2 separate regions of the Homo sapiens genome follow, and region 1 is linked to region 2. A link is a loop called in an ENCODE intact Hi-C map of the cell type or tissue named here. Cell type or tissue: IMR-90. All regions are shown on one strand. Each heading gives the region's core, and the rest is flanking DNA. Links, peaks and the distances in the headings are about the cores only.

What was found. Hi-C counts contacts between places; a loop is a spot of excess contacts. Peaks named below come from ENCODE experiments on the same cell type or tissue, not always from the same donor. Only the 100,000 strongest peaks of a DNase experiment are listed, where the experiment ranks them.
Region 1: it touches region 2 in a loop (19-fold over the local background); 2 of 110 quality-filtered maps call a loop at or near these places.

What each region holds. Positions count from the first base shown.
Region 1 is chr5:68,480,466-68,492,106 of GRCh38, forward strand. The region is part of intron 3 of LOC105379013 (a long non-coding RNA gene); the gene reads right to left. LOC105379012 (a long non-coding RNA gene) reads left to right here and starts at 2,972. Exons shown (of 4, transcript XR_948411.3): 1 at 2,972-3,273; 2 at 11,117-11,220. In IMR-90, for the core only: no CTCF peak of the experiment used is centred there; DNase peaks (open chromatin) are centred at 4,036 and 4,356; H3K27ac peaks cover 1,251 bases.
Region 2 is chr5:68,292,544-68,303,819 of GRCh38, forward strand. It overlaps PIK3R1 (phosphoinositide-3-kinase regulatory subunit 1), which reads left to right. Exons shown (of 16, transcript NM_181523.3): 9 at 558-656; 10 at 760-940; 11 at 1,166-1,291; 12 at 1,993-2,135; 13 at 2,605-2,781; 14 at 2,877-2,945; 15 at 3,628-3,798; 16 at 4,869-9,278. The coding sequence ends at 5,058. Among named protein-coding and RNA genes, the nearest start is that of PIK3R1, 82 kb to the left of the region's middle. In IMR-90, for the core only: no CTCF peak of the experiment used is centred there; no DNase peak of the experiment used is centred there.

The DNA.
Region 1 (11,641 bases), core at 2,241-10,240, 190 kb after region 2:
GGTCTCAAAATAGCCTGAACAATTTTAGTTTTCTGACAGCATTTGGTGGCAAGCCTGTTAGAGAACAGCATCTTGAAATTTCCCATTTGTGTGCTGTAGATAGCATATCATCTGGGCACACCCAGAGCTTCAGAAGCATTAATCACCAAGGTACACCTGCCATGGAACACAGGTCTCAGGAGAGAAAGGGAGAGAGTTTTCTATGGACCCCCATACCTTGTGTTGCGTACATTTTTGCCTACTTGATTGACTAACAACTCACCTAATTGCTAACCCAGGGAGCCACTGGGGTGCAGTGGTTAAGAGCGTGGACACTTGAGTGAGGTCTTGATTCAAATCTCAGCTCTGCCATGTACTGGCTGTATGATCAGAGACAAGTTTCTTCTCTGAGCCTTAGCTGTCTAATGAGACGAAGTCTGATGGGACCTAGCACAGTACCTGCACATTTAGGGACTCAAGTCTCTTTCTCTCCCACACTTTTCTTTCCCTGAGCATTAATAAGAAGGATAAGTATGAAAGTACTCAGCATCTATGTATTCAAACTAGCTCACTAGACATAAATGTGGCAGATATTCTTGTGATGGTACAGGAAGAGGCCAAGAATAGAGACCTTCATCCTCACTTTGCTTAATATAGGCTCAAAGTTCCCATATAAATGGACTGGTTATACTACAAATATGTCAGGTTTGGTATAACTTGAAATATATGGCCCAAAGCAGGAAAAAACCTTTCTCCTTATATAAAGGTGCTTATTGTAATAGAATCAGCCATTTTATAATCTGATCCATATTAGCATTTTTTACTTGACAATCTCAAAGAAATTCTTGGCATCAATACTGACTTTTTATAACATTGCCAGTGGGTAAAGAAGATAACAAAACATTTGCTCACCAGTTATGCACCTTAGCTTCCAGCATCAGCTGTGTGAGTGAACCAAAAGGGCAGTTGCAGAAACTGAATATAGACTCCCATCCCTCACTCTAGCATTCCCACCAATAGGACTTACGTCATCCTTCCTGGGCAGTTGGGTGGATGGGGTTTAAGGGAGCGTGTGAATTCAGGAGACCTGCTTGGCTGGTTCATAGAATTTGCCCTGGGTGGAGCTTTAATTTTAAGGAACACCTTCCTTCTGTGGGCCTGAGGAGCTGCAGTGTATTTAAGCTCTAGTCTGCTGGACTTGAATGAGCCCAGTGGAAAGGAATGGCTAGTGTGATCATAGAGCCTTTAAGACATTGGACACTCACTCACTCACCTATTAAAGGAGGAACAAGTCTTAGGAATCATGCTTCCTTGGTGCCCATTCACTCACTAAGCTCTTTAGGAGATTTAGATTAGACGCATAGATCTTAGCAGTCCTCCAAACCAAACGCCTTGTTTTACCGATGAATGAACCAGCCTAAAGTCACACAGATCATAAGTGGCAGATCCATGACCAAGGTCATGATTTGATGATTTCTAATTCTCTAACACCCTACCCTTCCTTATGTAAAGACAAATTAGATGAGACTTTGTCCTCAAGGAGTTCACAATCATGCAGGGGAAATGAGACTGTGCAAATGAACAATGGTTATCCCAGCATGAAAGCGTGATAGGGAGGGGGCAGAGATTTAACATATGCTGAACACCTACCATGTGCAAAGGGTTTATTATACATTTTCTCATTTAATCCTCACATCAAACGTATGAGGAATACATTATCATCCCATTTTATTGATAAGGAAATGGAGGCTCAGTGATTCTGCTGTAGCCTGTCTACATATCCACTGCTCTGGAGACCCAGGTTGAGTGGACTCCTGAGGAAGGGTGGTTCAGGCGGAGAAGGCTGCTTGGAAAGATGAGGCTTGAGTTGGTGCATTGCACTTGATTAGGTGCAGAGAAGCCTCAACAGATGGAGGAAACACAGATGGTCTCCCCATGATTACATCACCACCCAGAGAAGGTTGGAAGCAGTTACACGCCCACTGCTTTGCAGTCTCAAATGTAAACTGCCTAGAAAACTGAGCATGCTGATGAGAAGTTTTGTCTTAAACCTGCAGCACCCCTATTTACAGATGGTCTATTCTGAGCAAGGAGCAACACAATATATAGTGGGGAGTTCCTGAGGATGTAGAGGACCCTGATGCCCCTTTTGTGAGTTTATCATTTCATGAAGAACTAGAACCGGCATCAGTGAAGGGCAGAGAGACGGACAGTTGGACGTAGCCATATGCAAGTGCTGAGGGAGAGTCAGGGAGAACAGAATAATGACAGGTAGCATGGTGTGGTGTGTGGCGAGTTTAAGAAGGAGGAATAGCCTGAGCAATGGTTTGAAGAACTGGCTTGGCAGAGAGCAGGGAGAAGCTCCTGAGGGAAGGTTTTGAGGTGAAGAAGGAAAATTCCATGCTTAGCTGGAGGAGAGAACACAAGACAGAGTATGGCAGCTGGAGATGAAGCAGTTTGGTAAGGAATATATGTTGGGAAGTTTAGAAACTCATAGATTCAACCACATTACCCTTGATCACCTGTACACAGAACCTCAAAGACCTCATCCACTTCAAATACCTTTGGTTATTACTTTGGTGTTGTCATATCCCCTGTGTACATGGGGGTCCTGAGTCAGAAAGAGAAACAGAGAAAGGCCTTTCCAGAACTGAGATTTGTATTATCCCCTTTCCCTAACAAAAGTAGAGGCTTAATGCAAGAGATCAACTAGATTCAAGTAAACACTTAATTTACATTTTATAAAGGGGCTTCAGAATGCACATAGACCTTCAATTGAAATGTGCAGGAAAATTAAATCACTAACTATCAATGGGCATGAGTTGCTCTTTGAGGAATCTCTATTATACATAAGCTTAAGGAGATGCTCAAATACACTGGGTGCCCAATTTTCTGAACTCTTTGTGGCTGTAAAGGTGAAAACTGGAATTTGTGTTTAGCAAAGCCTCTCATGCAGTAAGAAAGTAAAAACATTCTTCTTGAGGAAACACTGGACAAATGGAAATACCTAAAGGCGGGGGCTTCAGACTGAGATGATAAACATACTGTTTGACAATAAAAGACTTGCAATAATAGGTCATTGTGTTTATTTCTGCAAAAATAATATTCGTTGCCTGATTTTTTAAACTTCCTCTAATGGAGAGAGAGACAGAAGACTAGAACGTTGGTCTCTGGGGAGTGACCACGGTTACCATAAACAGTGGTGCAGGGAGTGCCCTGCAAAATGTGCCTGCTAAGAGGACAACTGGGGAGAGAAATACAGTAACCTCCATTAGAATATGAGTTCCATGTAAGGTAAGGGTCTTGAGATCTTGGTTTCTTTCATATCCCCAATGTCTAAAACAGTACTTAATGCATAGAAATTGATCAAAAAGTGTTTATTAATTGAATGAATAAAGAAAAAAAAACCATGATCTCAGCAATATGGTATTGGAGTGGAGGATCAGGAAGAAGGCACCCAGGAGGCTACTCCTCCCAGGAAGAGGCAAGGCCACTACTAGGGTATTCACGTCTCAGATCTAGTTTTAAATTTTTCCTATCTCATAGTTAGGAGATGACCAGACATGGCCAGCGTGGAGTGGTTCAGGACGAGAGCTGGGAAGAGTGGCAGACACTGCTGGGTACTCAGCAGCCCAGCTCCCCTTTTCCTTACCAGCCATATTCATATTTTGTTTTAGATGGGAGTGCACTTTGCTATAATCCTTGCCTTCCCAGGCTTCAGAAAATGCACTGACACTCATTTCAGGTCACTGAGATATAATTAAAACTTGGCTAGGAATTTCTGGGAAAGTTTCACTTTTCTGCTTCAGGGGTTCCCCCTTGGTCCTTTGCCCCTTATTCTTTCTGCTGAGAGTAAGGACATGAGCCTGGAAAAAGGGCAGCCATTCTGTGACCATGAGGCAACAAGCATGAGGCAAAAAGTCACATGTTAAGGATAGAGGAAAAAAATGTTGATAGGACATGGAGCTCCTAAGACTTTACAGAGCCCTCGTACTGCTCATGTCCAGACTTTGAATACATGAGAAAATCACCCCTCCTCCTGTTTGGTTAAACCACAGCAGTTGAGTTTCTGTTACATGCAGCTGGACCTAATTTCTAACTGACACAATAAGCAACCACCAGGAATGTAAACTCTACTGGGATGCTTAGAAATACTTGAGCAGGATGCAGGACTTCTTGTATCCAAAACGGAGACTTGGACTAAGACTGATGGACTTCCAAGGACACAGTGGCTCCTCAGGAGGTTGGAGAACTTGGGTTACAAAGTAAAGAATTTTACAACAGTGAAGCCTTTGGAGTTACTGAAATATACTATGAAGGCAGCCTACAGATTCTAAAGTATGTGTTTTGGGAATTTCCGTTCTGACAACAGCAGAAATGACCCCTTAGTTGAACAATGCCTGAAAGAGCCATCTGTCTAGAACTGCAACAAGCTTGAGCTGCAGTTCTCATACCAGTTTGAGAACTTCACATTCTTTCTGTTGCCTAATACCACTGAGTCGAAATGACCCAATTTACTTTGAATGGTTGCTGTTAATTTGATCTCCAAATTACTGGTTGGTAATTTTAGTGTCCATGATCTGAAAGTACCCTGTGATTGTAAGGAGGAACAGTTGATATAATCACTATCATCAAAATAACAACCTCATTTCACATGCTAACACCTTGAGTTTGTTGACATTGTTGGTAACTGTGGTACACATCTATTCTGCTTTACACAATACTGGTGTGAATTAGTGTCCTGGAGAACTGTGGGCTCTTTGAAGTATATTTGGAGACTACCCTTAGCATCCATGCAGCTAGAAACAACAGAAAGGTGTTGATTGGTAGATATATTTTTAGTCAGATTACTTCAGCCCCAAACAGAAAGTGCTTAAGGCAGTAAGTACTGAGGTACATCTGATTAGGGCTCATAAACTTTATTCAGAACTACTTCTATAGCTAAGTGGCTGGTGTGACATGGTGTGTCTACATGTATGTGTGTTTTGGTGAATGCCTTTAGGTGATCCACTCTCATATTTAAAAAAATAGATTCCCACTTTTATCCTATAGGGCTTCAAAATTTACTTAAAAAATAGCTTTTTGCATTCACCACAGCTATGTGAGCTAGTTAGATGTCTTAAGCAAAATACCTCCACCCCTTTCAAATGAACAAACTAAAAGTAAGCTTTGATATGAGGCCGGTTCTCAATTATTTCTGAGAAAGGTCAACAACTTAGATATTATATTCAGATGTACAAAAGTAAACACAGATTTTCTCTTTCACATTTCATCTTGTTTGGGAGCTCTTCATTTCTAAAGACAGCAAAGAAAAGTTGATATTTTCACATTGCCACTCAGGGTTACTCTGTTTCTGCTCTTCCTTGAACTGTTCCAGACCTCTTTGGCTCTTGCCTCTGTTGCCTTCACTTGTCTCCAGTGTGATGCAGCTCATCTTATTTGCCCTGGCATTTGAGCTAGAAGTTTATAGTTTCTGTCATATTCTCCTGTCACGAAGACCTGACATCATGAAATGATCTCCTCATCTCCCCTCTCAGACTGTTCTCTGTCCCTCTCTGGTCCAGCGCCCTATGGCACTTCTTGATTCCTTTATTGAGGAGCATGGGGACACTGAATGCCTGTCCAGGCCACACAGACTACCTCCTTTCTAAACTCCTTCCTGGGTGGCACCATGTTGCTCCGTGCCAGGAAGAAAACAGGAAACTCCCCTATAGGGAATCAATATTATAATATTTACGTTAAAACATTTGGAATATGTCAACCTCCCCTCAGAGTTTCTCGAAACTTTATTCCCCCAGGGATTTTGATCCAGATAATGAAGTCATGTTCCTCAATTCTGACATCTTGCTTCTCTTTCTTCTCCTTCCTGGGCTCCTCTCTCTGGAATCTGAAGGGCTTTTTTACTTTTCCTTTCCGTCAAGTAAAATTTTTTCTTACATCATATCCTCCTTCCCCTTTTTACTACAGTCTACAAATAAATCTCTGGAGTTCAAATCTACCAAGCTTCACTCTTCTCCCCCACCCCCCAAAAGCTCTATTGAAGGACAAGTACAAATAAAAATTAAATATATTTATGGTATACAACATGATGTTTTTATATATGTAAACATTGTGAAATTATTAAATCAAGCTAGTTAACATATCTACCACTTCACTACTTATCATTGTTTGTGGTGAGAACATTTAAGATCCATTCTCTTAGCAATTTTCAAGTATACAACATATGATTGTTAACTATAGTTAACAAGCTGTAAAATAGATCTCCAGAACTTATTCATCCTGTCTGACTGAAACTTTGTATCCTTTGACCAACATCTCTCCATATTCTCCCTTTCCCACCCCGCAGTCCCTGGCAACCACCATTCTACTCTCTGCTTCTGAGTTTGACCTTTTCAAGATTCCACATTTAAGTGAGATCATGAATTATTTGTCTTTCTGTGCTTGGCTTATTTCACTTAGCATAATGTCCTCCAGATCCATCCAATTGTAGCAAATAACAGGATTTCCTTCTTTTTTAAAGGCTGAATAGTATTACATTGTGTATATATACCACATTTTCTTTATTCATTCATCTGTTGATGGCCACTTCAGGTTGATTCCATATCTTGGCTATTGTGATAATGCTGCAATCAACATGGGAATGCATATATATTTCAACATACTGATTTCATTGCCTTTGGATATATACCCACAAGTGGAATTGCTGGAGCATATGGTATTTCTATTTTAAATTTTTGAGAAATCTCCACACTGTTTTCCATAATAGCTGTACTAATTTACATTCCTACTAATAGTGTACAAGAGTTCCCTTTTCTCTACTTTCTCACCAACACTTGTTGTCTTTTGACTTTTTGATACCAGCCATCTAAAAGATGTGAGGTGATATCAAACTGTGGTTTTGATTTGCATTTCTCTGATGATTAGTGACATTGAGCACCTTTTCATATTCCTATTGGCCATTTTTATGCCTTCCTTTGAGAAATATCTATTCAGGTCCTTTGCCATTTTTAAATAGGGTGGTTGTGTTTTTGCTATTGAGTTGTGGGAATTTCTTATCTAATTTTGGATATTAGTCCTTTATCAGATTTATGGCTTGCAAATATTTTCTGTTATTCCATAGGCTGCCTTTTCACTCTGTTGATTGTTTCCTCTGCTGTGCAGATGCTTTTTAGTTTTATATAGTTCAACTTGTCTACTTTTGCTTTTTTTGGCCGGTATTTTTGAAACCATCTCCAAGAAATTATTGCCAAGACCCATGTCAAAATTTTCTCCTATATTTCTTCTAGGATATTTACAGTTTCAGGTCTTATATTTTAGTCTTTAAGTCTAGATTAAAGAGACTGTACTTTCTCCATTGTGTAATCTTGACACCCATGTCAAAGATTAGTTGGACTATATGTGTGTGAGTTTTTTTCTGGGCTCTCTATTCTGTTCCATTGGTCTATATATCTATCTTTATGGTAGTACCATACTGTTTTAGTTACCGTACCTTTGTAATATATTTTGAATCAGGAAATGTGATGCCCACAGCTTTGTTCTTCTTTTTCTAAATCACTTTGGCTATTGTGGGTCTTTTGTGATTCCATATGAATTTTAGAATCATTTTTTCTATATCTGTAAAAAAATCTCACTGGGATATTGATGGGAATAGCACTGAATGTGCAGATTAGTTTAGGTAGTATGGATATTTTAACAATATTAACTCTTATTATCCTTGAACATGGAATGTCTTTTATTTATTTGCGTCTTTCTTTCATCAATGTTTTAAAGTTTTCAGTGGAGAAGTCTTTCACCTCCTTGATTAAGTTTATTCCTAAGTATTTTACTCTTTTTTGTGCTACTATAAATGGAATTTTTACATTTCTTTTTTAAATAGTTCACTGTTAGTGTACAGAAACACAATTGATTTTTGTACTTTGATTTTGTGTTCTCTACCTTTACTGAATTCATTTTTTAGCTCTAAAGGTCTTTTGTGGAGTCTTTACCGTTTTCTACATAAAAGATTATGTCATGTGATGATTTTACTTATGCCTTTCCAATTTAGATTTCTTTTATTTCTTTTTCTTACTTGATTGTTCTGGATAGGACTTCCAGAATTATGTTGAGTATAAGTGGCAAGAGTGGGCATCTTTCCCTTGTTCCTGATCTTAAAGGAAATTGTTTTCAGTTTTTCACTACTGAGTATGATGTTAGCTGTGGGCTTATGATACATGGTCTTTATTATGTTAGGGTATATTCCTTCTATATCCAGTTTGTTGAGTGTTTTTGTCATGAAAGGGTGTTGAAGTTTGTCAAATGCTTTTTCTGCTTCTACTGAGGTGATCATGTGATTTTTATCCTTATTCTATTAATGTGGTATATCACACTTGACTCTTAACAAGTAAAGGGAAGTTTAACTATGTAGAAGATTCTTGTATTTTTCAAAAGCTTGGCTTTCAAGATTATTGTGCCCACCATCTCTTTCCCTGTGGCAACCAACTTTAAAAAGGAACCCAGGTAAATAGGATTTGTCAGGGAATTTCTTGAAAGGAAGAATAAGAAAAACTAATTTAATATTTTTAAAATATCCTCCACTGAGTTTATGGACAGCAAACTGTTGTGTGCTAACCATACGCGAGGCACTATGTGCTTCTCAGGCTTTTTCTCATTTAATTCTCACAGTGCTCAATGAGTTCTTCACTTATGAGGACACCAAGTCTTAGAGAGGTTATAGATCTTGCTGAAAATCATATAACTAATCAGAAATGGAGCCAGGATTTGAGCCCACGTGTTCAACTTGACCTTGAAAGAGTCAAGACAACTTGTAAGAGTACTGACATGTGTCACAGTGTTGTAGAAAAGACAGAGGGGCATGGACAAGAAAATCCATGTCATGTTCAAGACTGTGTACCACAAATCTCATTATACCCTGTTTTCCCATGCTTTTCACTACAATTTTCATGCCCCATGAAACACAAATCAAAGTACTGCTCACTGGAAGAGTGTTCCACAAAGAAGAACCAGCTGAAAGTTTGGCAGGAGGAGATAGAAGGAGGAAGGCATGGAATGTTTACAAAATATCAATTTCTAGGAAAAAAACCTGCTTAGTGAGTTCATTAATTTTTCACCTACACCACTTTGAAGAGAATTTTAATGAGCCATTATTGGAAATTTGTAAGGGGCCTATATTTTGGGTGCTATATTTTTATTGGTTTCCTTTTTATAAAGAGGCAAGACCAAAGTACACAGTGTTCAGATGACTTGCTTAAAATGGGAGGCATCTGAGTCACAGAAGTAAAGTTAAATTCTCTAAGCTTCCGGTCCCATAATATCTTTCCTTAAATACACTTTTTCCTCCAGCTTCACTTTTTCAATATCACAGGATGATTCTGTAGGAAGAAGAAAATCCATCTGACCTGCCTACACTCTAGTGAAGCAACCTCCTTGAAACCCATTTCTTTTCATACTCCAGAGAAATTATGTTTGAAACAACAGAGGTGGTAGAACTTTGCAAAAAGTGAAAATCCATTGATCTTTTAAAGATCCAGAAAGCAATGTTTCTTAAAATACAGATCAATAGCATAAGACCATATTTTAATATTGTCATGTTTACCCACTCATACTATTTATACCTTAGTATGTGCTATTAGGAGTGAAGAAAAGCAAATAGTCAAACTTGTCTAAAGAGAAATGACAATAGATTCCGGAATAGCAGTAAAAACAATTAAGATTAGTAGCTGATACAAATGAAAACATCTTAGGTTACTTAAGAAGGGTTCTTTTATATAATCAAAGGTAGTAAGAAGAGATGGAATTAAGACTCCAAACAGAAACAAATTAGGGGAAGCATGAAAAAAATGGAGCAAGAATAGTTTTGAATACATAAAGAGGAGGAAGACATAGGAGTTCAACATGCCTGTTGAGAGAGAACTCAAGTAAATTTTCATAAAAGTGGGAGAAATGGCTTGAGAAATGAAATTACTTTTTTGTCTAGGTGTGTGATGCAGGATCAGTGGGGATGGATGCCAGATACAGGCATATTTCCCAAGGGAGGAAGAAATAGAAAACAAAGTGGGTTTCCTGCCGGAACAGGTGGTGTGTTGACATGTACACATCTGACAGCCGGGCTTTTGAAGCTTTCCAAGGGTCTGACCAGGCCAGTCTGAGTTGTCTGTAAGACTTCAGGGAAAAGCAACACAGGGGAGTCTCAGTGATGTGGTTTCAAATGTCTTTGGACACATGAGACATAGCAGTTGTGGGTAAGGAAAGTAATGGGGCATCCTGCTATTGAGCACAAGGCTGAAAGCTGGGTTAGACTCAGTCACAGCTCATGATTTGATATTCTCAGCCATCCATTATAAGAAAGGAGCCAAATGTCTGTTTAAATCTAGGTGCAGGCAGATATTAACTCACTAAACTCCCCTTGACCTTCTTAAATACTGGAAAAGCTTTATCAGGACTTTCTCTTTCTTCTTCTTTTCTTTTTGGGGGGCGGTAGTGGTAGTTAGTAAGTAGGAGGGTGGGCCTGAAATTAGGAATGAATACAGAAGGTGGGAGTGGAAGGCTAATGTGCAATGTTTCTGCAAAGTTTAGAATCTTGTTTTGTTTGAATAACAGGCTTTCCTATGCTCTGTGATTGGGACTCTGTAAGTGACATACTTAAGCAATCACAAAAATGACAGTTTGGGGCTAGATTTGGGATGAAACTATCAAACCAAATAGTGATGACTGGCGAATAATGTTTTTGACCCTGAATTATAGTTGAGGAGCAGTAGTCATGGTATAAGCATAGGCTAAGGATAAGATTGCTTGCTGTTTGAATCCCTATCCTGCTTCTTGATTGGGTGATACTGGATATCAAACTGTGTGATCTTGTGTAGTGGTCCCTTAATTTCCTCCATTATAAGGCATGGATAATAGTAGTACCTATCTGTGGCAGAAACATTGTTTGTGCCTACTCTCCTGGTTCTTTTCTTTCCTGGAACAATGGAAAATCATGTTTCCCATTCTTTCTCTGCATCTATGTGGGACCATGTGACTAGCTCTGCCCACTGGGATGTGGGCAGACATGGCTAGCTACATCAGTACTAATTTGACCCCTAAAACTTTCCACAAGATTTTCCATGCCTTTTCTCTCTTCTCATTGTCTGCTGGCCAGTTGTAGAAGATCCAGGAGAGGAAGATTTAGGACTCTGAAGCTGTTGCTGCCTCCCTGAAACATGGCGTGAACATTTGTCTTCCAATCATCAGATTTACTGTGATGTAAGCAAGAAATAAATCTTTTCTTGTGGGAAGGCATTAAGATTTGGGGGACATTTGTTATAGAAGTCAGCCTACTCTAATACTATTTCAAAGTATTAGTCACTCTTGACTAAAAACTATATATTGGGGTTGTAGTGAAGATTAAATGAGTTACTGTATATAAAGAGTACTATTATAGAACGGTATCTGGCATATAGTAAGCTCTTGATAAATGTTATCTTGCATATTATAAGTGTAGAATTGGTTGGTTGGGTCAATCCAAGAACCCCACTTGGTCCATTAACTTGAAGAAATGCTATTTGCATCTTCTTAGCAAATTTGAATATAGACTGGGCCACCCATCCCTCATAGTTACTACTGGGTTCTATGATGAGCTTCATTTAATCACTTTGGGTCAGATTAAGCATGGCACTATGTTCGA
Region 2 (11,276 bases), core at 1-8,000:
GAAATTAAATACCCGGGAAGTTTCATTATTGACAGAGATGTCAGTGAAGTGCCAGAGTGAAGTGGCACTGCCTAAGAACAGAGTGTGAAGGCACTCTATCTATTAAGCACAACTCTAAGAATTCTTGCCTTAAACACAATAAGAAAACAATGCCATTTTATGTTAGCTTTGGGAAGGGGGAGTAAGGTTGGAGAAACTCTTTTGAGATCATGAGTTTCTGTGCTCATTTGTCAGAGAGATTGTAATGTTTGGTTGAAAAAATAAAAACTTAGTACCACAGATACACCAATAGTGAAAGTGATATGCACCTGTTTGTGATGAGACTGCAATTGCTAACATTTCTATTTAAACAAATTATTAGCTCTTATTAGTGAGCTCTGAAAATGCAATTCATTAATTTAAATCTATGTGGGCAGGAGGAATATGGGCACTCACTGTACTTTCCACTTGATTTTGCTGTGAACCTAAAACTGCTCTAAAAAATAGCCTATTTTAAAAAATATAAATCTGTGGTCACTAAACCTTAAGATGAGCATTGTTTTGTGTTTTCATTTCAGGGAAGAAGTGAATGAAAAACTTCGAGATACAGCAGACGGGACCTTTTTGGTACGAGATGCGTCTACTAAAATGCATGGTGATTATACTCTTACACTAAGGTAAGCCAGGGAATATAGCTGAAATTAGGGTTTTGGGCTGATATTAAAACATATTTCCTTATTCCAAAATGTTAATACCTTTATTTTTATATTGTTTTTACAGGAAAGGGGGAAATAACAAATTAATCAAAATATTTCATCGAGATGGGAAATATGGCTTCTCTGACCCATTAACCTTCAGTTCTGTGGTTGAATTAATAAACCACTACCGGAATGAATCTCTAGCTCAGTATAATCCCAAATTGGATGTGAAATTACTTTATCCAGTATCCAAATACCAACAGGTAATAAAAACTGAATGAATTATCCAGTTACGATGTTTAGACAAGATCCTTTTAATACTTAGAAAACATTTGAAGCAGATGAATTACATGTAATCAAGTCTAAAAAACTTGACACTCGTAATTACATAATTGCAATTTTAAAGATGTTTCCATGTCAGCTATTTTGTTAAACAATTGTTATTTGATTAAATACCTTATCCATTGAATTTATTTTAATCTTTCTAGGATCAAGTTGTCAAAGAAGATAATATTGAAGCTGTAGGGAAAAAATTACATGAATATAACACTCAGTTTCAAGAAAAAAGTCGAGAATATGATAGATTATATGAAGAATATACCCGCACATCCCAGGTGAGTTTTCTATGAAAATCAGATTAAAAAATAAGAGTTCTAAACTTTTAAAGACTAACATGGAAAAAAGAATTTAAAAGGTTGAGTTTTTACGAATGAGGTGGGGGTGAGAGCATTTATTTGTGAATCATTGTTGATTATTCTAGTGTAATATCTCTAAAGCTTTAAACCAAAAATTTTAAGTATCAGAATAATAAATTAAGTTCACGTGATAACTGAAGCAGTCACTGAGTTTCAAGTTGATTTAATTCGTGATAGAAGGATCCTGTTTAGATTGGAAGTTAGTAATAACTGGAAGTTTCACAGACTTGTCTAATCCCTGAAATGGAGATTTAGGCATTAATATATATCCTACCATGAAAAGGAAGGGCTATATACTGCTGTGCTTTTCTAGACCCTTATTCTTCACTGGTCACTCATGTATCTGGGAATGCCAGAGGGAACAGAAAACAACAGGGATGCTATAAACTACAATAGCTTTTAAGAAGATAAAAACTATAGGAAATTGCTACGCAATCATTTTTCATAGATTGAGAAAATTCTCCAGAGGAAATACTTGTTTCTGGGATACTGTTTTAATGGATTTTATGAATTTGAGTCCCACTCTGCTAATAATACAGATCAAATGTCCTGGTAGTGTCTTGCAGTAAGAGATTGTTCTATGAAAGGTATGACATTATCTTTTTAAAATTATGTTGCAGGAAATCCAAATGAAAAGGACAGCTATTGAAGCATTTAATGAAACCATAAAAATATTTGAAGAACAGTGCCAGACCCAAGAGCGGTACAGCAAAGAATACATAGAAAAGTTTAAACGTGAAGGCAATGAGAAAGAAATACAAAGGTTGGTGTTTCCCTTGTTCTTGTGCTAGAGATAACCAAAATCCTCTAAAACCATTTAAAGATGATCTCGCTTTCTGTGCTTTGAATGATCACGTGGACACAGGAAGGGGAATATCACTCTGGGGACTGTGGTGGGGTGGGGGGAGGAGGGAGGGATAGCATTGGGAGATATACCTAATGCTAGATGACGAGTTAGTGGGTGCGGCGCACCAGCATGGCACATGTATACATATGTAACTAACCTGCACAATGTGCACATGTACCCTAAAACTTAAAGTATAATAAAAATAAAAAAATAAAATAAAATAAAATATGTTGAGCCACTCCAAAAAAAAAAAAAAATGACAGGAAGAGAAGCCACGCTTTACCTAAGGAAAACTGCTGGGAAACCATAGTGAAACTTTTCATAAACTTTGGGGACCGTTCCTGATGTACCCAGATAATAACAAATACGTTTCTTTTGCCTGCAGGATTATGCATAATTATGATAAGTTGAAGTCTCGAATCAGTGAAATTATTGACAGTAGAAGAAGATTGGAAGAAGACTTGAAGAAGCAGGCAGCTGAGTATCGAGAAATTGACAAACGTATGAACAGCATTAAACCAGACCTTATCCAGCTGAGAAAGACGAGAGACCAATACTTGATGTAAGTATTTGAAATGGAATCCTATACATGAATAATTGGTGATTGCTACAATTCAGGATGAGTTAATGCGTTCTCTTTTCAAAACTGTTTTTCAGGTGGTTGACTCAAAAAGGTGTTCGGCAAAAGAAGTTGAACGAGTGGTTGGGCAATGAAAACACTGAAGAGTAAGTAGTTACTAAAGATGGTGATAGCAGAAGATTTTTCTCATTTTAGGAAAATGCATGACTTGCTTTGTTTTTAGAACAAGTGAGGAATTTTACTGAGTTTGGAACATCTTGTAGGAGAAAATGTATAAACTCAGTGCCATTATCCAGAATTTTAAAAAAAGAAAGCTTAGCTAAGGAGGACTAGGATTTATTTTTACTCATAATGCTGTGAAACAACTCTCTGTGTCCATAATGATGTCCCTGAACATCTGAAAAATCCCAAAATATTTTTGGAACAGTCAGAGAAAAAATAATTATGCTTAATATATTTTAAAGCTTAAGTATATACTTTGTTTGAATTAGTCAAAAACTGGCAATCTGCCTAGTCAATTTCCTGATCTAAACTGGATAAACGAGATTGTTTTAATACCTTCCACTCTGCCCAGGTACCTGAGTGTGGTTGCTTGAAAACAGAAATAGTACAGTTGATTGGTAACTCTTTGTCCTGGGAGGTTGCACTGGAGGCTGAATACCAGGAGAGGAAAACTCAGGTCGGGCAGAGGCAGGCATGTGATGGCCAGTCTGACTGGCTTGGTAGGGGCCAGGAGGGAAGTGACGGGGGTATGCCTAGGGAAGACAGCAAGGCAGGCTGATGGCTCCTGCACTCTTCATTTAGAAACTTTCTGTCCTGCCTGCCTAGCCAATATTCACTGGTGGAAGATGATGAAGATTTGCCCCATCATGATGAGAAGACATGGAATGTTGGAAGCAGCAACCGAAACAAAGCTGAAAACCTGTTGCGAGGGAAGCGAGATGGCACTTTTCTTGTCCGGGAGAGCAGTAAACAGGGCTGCTATGCCTGCTCTGTAGTGTATGTATCTCCAGCAAACTTTTCTTTACAACATCTCATGAAGAGATGTTTCATTTATTCATTCATTGAGTTTTGGGGGCAAAGATTTGACATAGTTTTAGTCTTGAATAAGCTTACAGTACAATAATGTAGAAGAGAAACCAAAGCAGCTGTAATACCATTTTAAAGTCTAGCCAGAAGTGTATGTTAATACAGTCTAATAGATACCTACTGTTTAGTTGGAAGACTAGGTTTGGATTCCCATTCAGTGCTAATTAATCATGAGAAATCGCCAAGTCTTTTTTTCTCATCTTTAAAATGGAAGTGGCAGTGCCTGCCTTTTTTGCCTCTCAAGGCTACTATAGTTAGAATCTGAGGTAATTTATGTGAGAACATCACCCATAGGAAAAATACTCATCAGGAACAGGTGAAAAAAAAAAGGATTCTGATCATTATCCTTGAGATAGGTACACCCACATTGGATCACTGACATCACCATTTCCAAGAAATTAATGTCCTCTAGTAGGGAATGGTTCTAAAAGTATGTTACACTCCATGATCACCTTTCATTTAATGAGAGAAATAGTCCTACAGCAAAGAAGGGTACTTTTGTCCTTACTGTGCATAAGGGCACATGCAGAGATGGAGAGTTGTGCAGACACCTCAAGGACAGCCAGAAAGAAGGAATCCTATGAATAGTCATAATGGGAGTAATAGTAACACTGCTAGTCATGGAGCACTGCAGATAGTTGTCCTCATCATGATTGGAAGCTACCACTTGTTGCATGCTTACTGCATGTCAGGCATTCTATCTAGCATTTTGCATGCATGATCTCATTTCATTTCTCAAAGTAACTGTATTACATGTATTTTACTATTGTCTTCCCTTTAAACCATTTTAAAGATGAAAATACAGTCAGTCAGTGAAGCTGGGTTACCTACCCAAGGCACTCGGCCAGGTGTCAGTTGTAACCTAGGACCCTTTCCCCAAGTTGAGACTGCACAATAATGCTTTTTATTAAAGATGCCCTGAAGAGTTGTGAATTGTCTTGGACAAGCTCAAAAGACAGTTTTTCTTCTCTCCTCTCTAGGGTGGACGGCGAAGTAAAGCATTGTGTCATAAACAAAACAGCAACTGGCTATGGCTTTGCCGAGCCCTATAACTTGTACAGCTCTCTGAAAGAACTGGTGCTACATTACCAACACACCTCCCTTGTGCAGCACAACGACTCCCTCAATGTCACACTAGCCTACCCAGTATATGCACAGCAGAGGCGATGAAGCGCTTACTCTTTGATCCTTCTCCTGAAGTTCAGCCACCCTGAGGCCTCTGGAAAGCAAAGGGCTCCTCTCCAGTCTGATCTGTGAATTGAGCTGCAGAAACGAAGCCATCTTTCTTTGGATGGGACTAGAGCTTTCTTTCACAAAAAAGAAGTAGGGGAAGACATGCAGCCTAAGGCTGTATGATGACCACACGTTCCTAAGCTGGAGTGCTTATCCCTTCTTTTTCTTTTTTTCTTTGGTTTAATTTAAAGCCACAACCACATACAACACAAAGAGAAAAAGAAATGCAAAAATCTCTGCGTGCAGGGACAAAGAGGCCTTTAACCATGGTGCTTGTTAATGCTTTCTGAAGCTTTACCAGCTGAAAGTTGGGACTCTGGAGAGCGGAGGAGAGAGAGGCAGAAGAACCCTGGCCTGAGAAGGTTTGGTCCAGCCTGGTTTAGCCTGGATGTTGCTGTGCACGGTGGACCCAGACACATCGCACTGTGGATTATTTCATTTTGTAACAAATGAACGATATGTAGCAGAAAGGCACGTCCACTCACAAGGGACGCTTTGGGAGAATGTCAGTTCATGTATGTTCAGAAGAAATTCTGTCATAGAAAGTGCCAGAAAGTGTTTAACTTGTCAAAAAACAAAAACCCAGCAACAGAAAAATGGAGTTTGGAAAACAGGACTTAAAATGACATTCAGTATATAAAATATGTACATAATATTGGATGACTAACTATCAAATAGATGGATTTGTATCAATACCAAATAGCTTCTGTTTTGTTTTGCTGAAGGCTAAATTCACAGCGCTATGCAATTCTTAATTTTCATTAAGTTGTTATTTCAGTTTTAAATGTACCTTCAGAATAAGCTTCCCCACCCCAGTTTTTGTTGCTTGAAAATATTGTTGTCCCGGATTTTTGTTAATATTCATTTTTGTTATCCTTTTTTAAAAGTAAATGTACAGGATGCCAGTAAAAAAAAAAAATGGCTTCAGAATTAAAACTATGAAATATTTTACAGTTTTTCTTGTACAGAGTACTTGGCTGTTAGCCCAAGGTTAAAAAGTTCATAACAGATTTTTTTTGGACTGTTTTGTTGGGCAGTGCCTGATAAGCTTCAAAGCTGCTTTATTCAATAAAAAAAAGAAATGAAAAAGATATATGAATATGACAAAGTATTGCTGAGTCCAACAATGTTGTTTTAAGACTCTTAAAATACGGTACCTGGCAATGTTTATTTCATAAAGAATTGTGAACTTCTTGAATCTAGGGAGGGGGAATGTAGTGAAGGGATGTATCAAGTGGGGTGGTGGGAGGGGGAGGCAAGGTTATATGCACTTTCTCATGATTTACAGAGAAGTGAATAACTGCAAAGTGAAGTTGCTTCTTCTACTTCAGTCTTCTCTCACTTTGATTTGCTAGTTGTTATCAATTAATGACAATTACAAACCTACTGTATCTCTAATACAGTGTGACTGGTCAGGTATTTCAGTTCTTAGGAAGGAAGTGCCAAGTTTGTTTTTGGGTTCCTGGAACAGCGCTCACCTTTGTTTAGAACACTGGTTTAAAGGGATAATCATCTCTGTCACATTAGACTATCCATCATGACCAGCAAATACTCATTTTAGGAAAAAAAAAAGCATGATCTGAAAAATACTTTTGGTGGTATGTTGGTTACCCTCCTAGCTTTCCATTTGGTTTAGAACATAAAGCAAATAGACACAGTCATACTGTCACTGCTCTGGACTGTGTGGAGCTCGCTAAAGTCATGGTCATTGCAGGAATCCAAGTGGCAGTCCTTCTCATTCATTCTAATCATTGTATGTGCTTCACTACGGGGGGGAGAAGGAAACGTTAGCATCATGTTTCCCATTTAGGGCAGGAGTGAGAGGTCTCTCTTCCTGATTTAGATATGCAAAAGCTGGTATGTTCAGTAGGAACTGTACATGTGTTGGGAGGCATAAAGACTAATTAGCAACCATAATATGGTCACTACCCTAATAGACTAAATGAAATCTTGCAATTTCAAATTACTCTTTCTCCATATTAGATTTACCCACAGCTATATTTCTGTTTAAGTACTAGGGTGAGGGTTTTCTGTTACTTTGTTTTTTAATGTTGTTCCTTTTGAAAGAATCAGTCTTGCAGCTGAGTGAAAAATCTGTGGAATGTATTATTTGTCCTCTTTACATGAAACTACTCATACTTAAGCAAAAGTCAGTCTTATAGCAAGACTGTTAGCCCTCAAACTTGACTCTACTGATCTGACCATTTCCCTCTCATCGCCAGACAACTGACGATTTCCCTGGTTTTAGTCTGCGTCTCTGCTTTAAAGTTATTGTGATATCCTTCTAGATCATACACAAGTCTAACAGTTAATTAGTTAACAGTTTTTAAACTAGGTTTGTGGGTATTTTTTTGGTAGCACATGTATGCTATTACATACAAATTTTTATTTCTAAAATATAAGATCTGAGATTGAATATTTTCATTAAAAGCTACAGTTTTGTGAATCTTTGTGCTTCAACATTCTTTGCAAGATGATACGGTATTTAGGCATTTGCCTTATTTTTGCATCTCACAAACATAAGTGCAATAGATCTTTTCATTGAACAGCAAAGTAGGATTCATCATTCCATATGACTTGAGTTACACCAGACCTGTTCTGCCCAATGCCTTTTTGATTACAGTGTAGCTTGCCCACCGCATTTGTCGTTTTAGATACTTTGCTAGCCGGCCACTTTGGATTTCATCAGACAGTCCTAACAATATTGTCTGAACGGCTGAATATGAATAGATACAGCAGAGGCACTCCTGATATATGATTTTTATCCATGCGTCAGTTTTTCCCACCCAGTGTAGCATCCTAAAGATAAAGCCAGAAGCTAAGCTGCAGTGAGGCTGTGATTGGGCGTAGAAGTGGGAGCATTGGGACCTCACATTACACACACGAGAGATCATAACCATGTGAAAAGGCAAAAAGCATGTGTTTGCAACATCTGATAACTTCATGGCCTTTGATAAATGTATATATGTATATGTGCATGGACTGTGTTTCCAGTACACCTTTCAGCCAAAACAGATCCACAGTAGTTGTTGAGTTCAAGTACATAAAGTACATAACAAGCGAACGTCTAGTACAATTCTTACTTATGTGTATGGGATTTTTCCCTTTGAGGTTGCTTTGTTTTGTCTTACAAAGGTGAAAATTGTTTGTAAGTGAAGTGAGAAGTTCATATTTCTTTGGCTTTTTTGTGTTTTTAAAAGTTACTCCTTTTAGGGAGCTGGTCTGATGACTTGCTTAGCTTGGAAATCCTTGTTTTCAGTGTGTCGAGTCAAAATGTGTTTATGTGAGCTGTCACTGTGGGGAACCAATTGCTTTGTCATATAGCTGGTTATGAACTAGTAACATGTTTGGGAAGTCCTACTGATGTTCCTTTGGAAGAAAAAATCTGCTGGTTTTAACAACTGTGCTTTTGCTATGTATGGTATCCAAGTTAGTTGAAACGCAGACACTGAGATCTGTTTGAGTTTAGGGTCATTTTTAGAAAGGGGCAGTTTAAAGCACAATGTCTCACATGGGACAAAGTTCCAAAATGCCAAATTCTTATTTTTTAAAAAGCTAGTTCTATAAAATACTGGTATTATGGGTGGGGAGGAAATAGAATTGAGTCAATTGGAAAGACTATCCAACTTAACATGAAACTTGTCACCATGAGATAGCATTAGCTGCCCAGGATGCTGCTATATATATATATATATATATATATGTGTGTGTGTGTGTGTGTGTGTGTGTATATATATATATATATATATATATATATATATATATATATGTGTGTGTATATATATATATATGTGTATATATATATGTATATACATATATGTATATATATGCACATATATATATGTATTTAAAAAAATCAAAACAAAAAAAAACTCATTTATACCTGTGTATTTTTTAAAGCTACAATCTGTTCAATGTTTTTAAAAATCTGTTTATATGACATTGTTAAAATAAAGTTGGTCTTTTGACGAGAGGGAGGATGTCACGGTCAGTTGTAACTTTGCCTTCACAAGGCAACTGGGGTGGGGGGTGGGGGTAGTGTGCCTCCTTGACATTTCGTTCAAGTTATAGATTCAATGGAGCTATGTCTTGTTTTAAGTTGCTTTAATGCATTGTATTAGATCTTCAAACAGAATAAAGGTTGTTTTGAAACTGAAGTTTTGGGTTGAAATTTCACTTATCACCTAAGAAATCTTTCTAAAACAGCTACCTTTTGGCTTATAAATGTTGCTGCTATTTCTGTTGTCTCCCACCCACTCCCTTTTGATTGTTATCACAGTATCTCATTTTTGTAAAGTTGAGAAGGACATTGAGTGGTCACATGTAAGTAATACATATGAGCTGTCTTTCATAATTTCACTGTTTTTTGAGACGGAGTCGGAGTCTCACTCTGTTGCCCAGGCTGGAGTGCAGTGGCGCTATCTCGGCTCACTGCAAGCTCCACCTCCTGGGTTTACGCCATTCTCCTGCCTCAGCCTCCCGAGCAGCTGGGTCTACAGGCGCCCGCCACCATGTCCGGCTAATTTTTTGTATTTTTAGTAGAGACGGGGTTTCACCGTGTTAGCCAGGATGGTCTCGATCTCCTGACCTCGTGATCCACTCGCCTCGGCCTCTCAAAGTGCTGGGATTACAGGCGTGAGCCACCGCGCCCGGCCAATTTCACCATCTTAAATGAGGAAATACACCTAGGTAATGTCCCTTCAAGGCACGTTCTCGCTATAGGAAAACTAGAATGCCCATCATCCTTCAATTCTCGCCTCCTCCGCATTCATACCCAAACCTTGAGAATCATCCTCTAAGAACGAAGTGTCCAGTTTTGTCTCTGTTGTGCAGTCTGCATATTTTGAACACTCACAGTGCAGGGATGACATGGGACTGTAGACAGGGAGCTAAGTTACACCTCAAATGCAGATTTTACATTGTATCACCTAGTCAAGATACACAAGTCTTACTGTAGGATAACTTTCCCATTTGTTTTGATTGCTAAGTGGACTTAAGGCAATACCACTTTGCATGTATATGGTGTTTACATGTAGACACAGTGAGGGTCTAGACCTGAAAGACATAGTCTAGTAGTAGAGGGGAGAGGGACGTACAAATAATTACTCTCAGGGCAACAATGACTAATATTTTTTGAGTATGGCAGTAGCTCCCAGACTGATGTTCTGCTTTCCCCCTGCTCTGTTTGGTATCACAGAGAACTATATTCGCTGGAGCGCTTGTCCTGGGGCTTCTAGGTGTCTCTTCCCTGGCTCTAGCTCCTGCCAGATAGACCCTCATTTTCAGGTCTGAGCAAACCCCCTCTGCTCTAGCTCTCAGGAGAAGGCTCTGGAAACATTACCTACTCCCATTTTTTACTCCAGCCCAAGAAGTGGTTGCAGCTTTATGCTGTTGCTAAACGTCTGGTTTCCCTCACCACCCCCATTTGGTTTCTGAACCCTTCCCTCACTCAAGTAATTATCATTCAATTATTCCAGTAAGAGCTAGGGTAATTCCCCCCCCACATACACACACTGGTCTCTGACATATCAAGTGATTATTATCTGTTAAACTCTTTGTTTTACTCTTTCCACAATTACCTGGGTAAGATGATTATATTCCCATTCTTTAGATGAGAAAACAAGCATAGATGTGAGATGACTTGCTCAAGATCATGCAGCATCTGAGAACAGAGTTGAACGCATAGGCTTCTCAAGCCAGAGCTCTTTGCCCCTATGCTGTAATGTAATAGACTTTCAATGGAAAATGCACAAGAGAATGCAAAAAAAAAAAAAAAAAAAGGCTCACTGGTAACTTTTTGCTGGGGAGGTAACCATGTGGCTTTCAATTAGTAGACAGTGCACAGGTGGTCAATGATGAATCACAGGAAATAGCCTGGGCTTGCTTTAAACCAGTGGTTCCCAAAGTGTGGTTCCCAGACTAACAGCATTCACATCAGCATCACTTGGAAACCTGTTAGAAGTACAAATTCACAGGCCCTACCCCTGACCTACTAACTCTGACACTGGAGCCCAGCAATCTGTTTCAACAAGCTGAGTGATTTTAATGTATACTAAAGTTTGAAGATCACGACTTTAGATCACCTGCTTACTGAAATAGTACTTCTAGCATTTTAACTAAAAACCATTACCATTAATGAGTGATATGTTACTTTC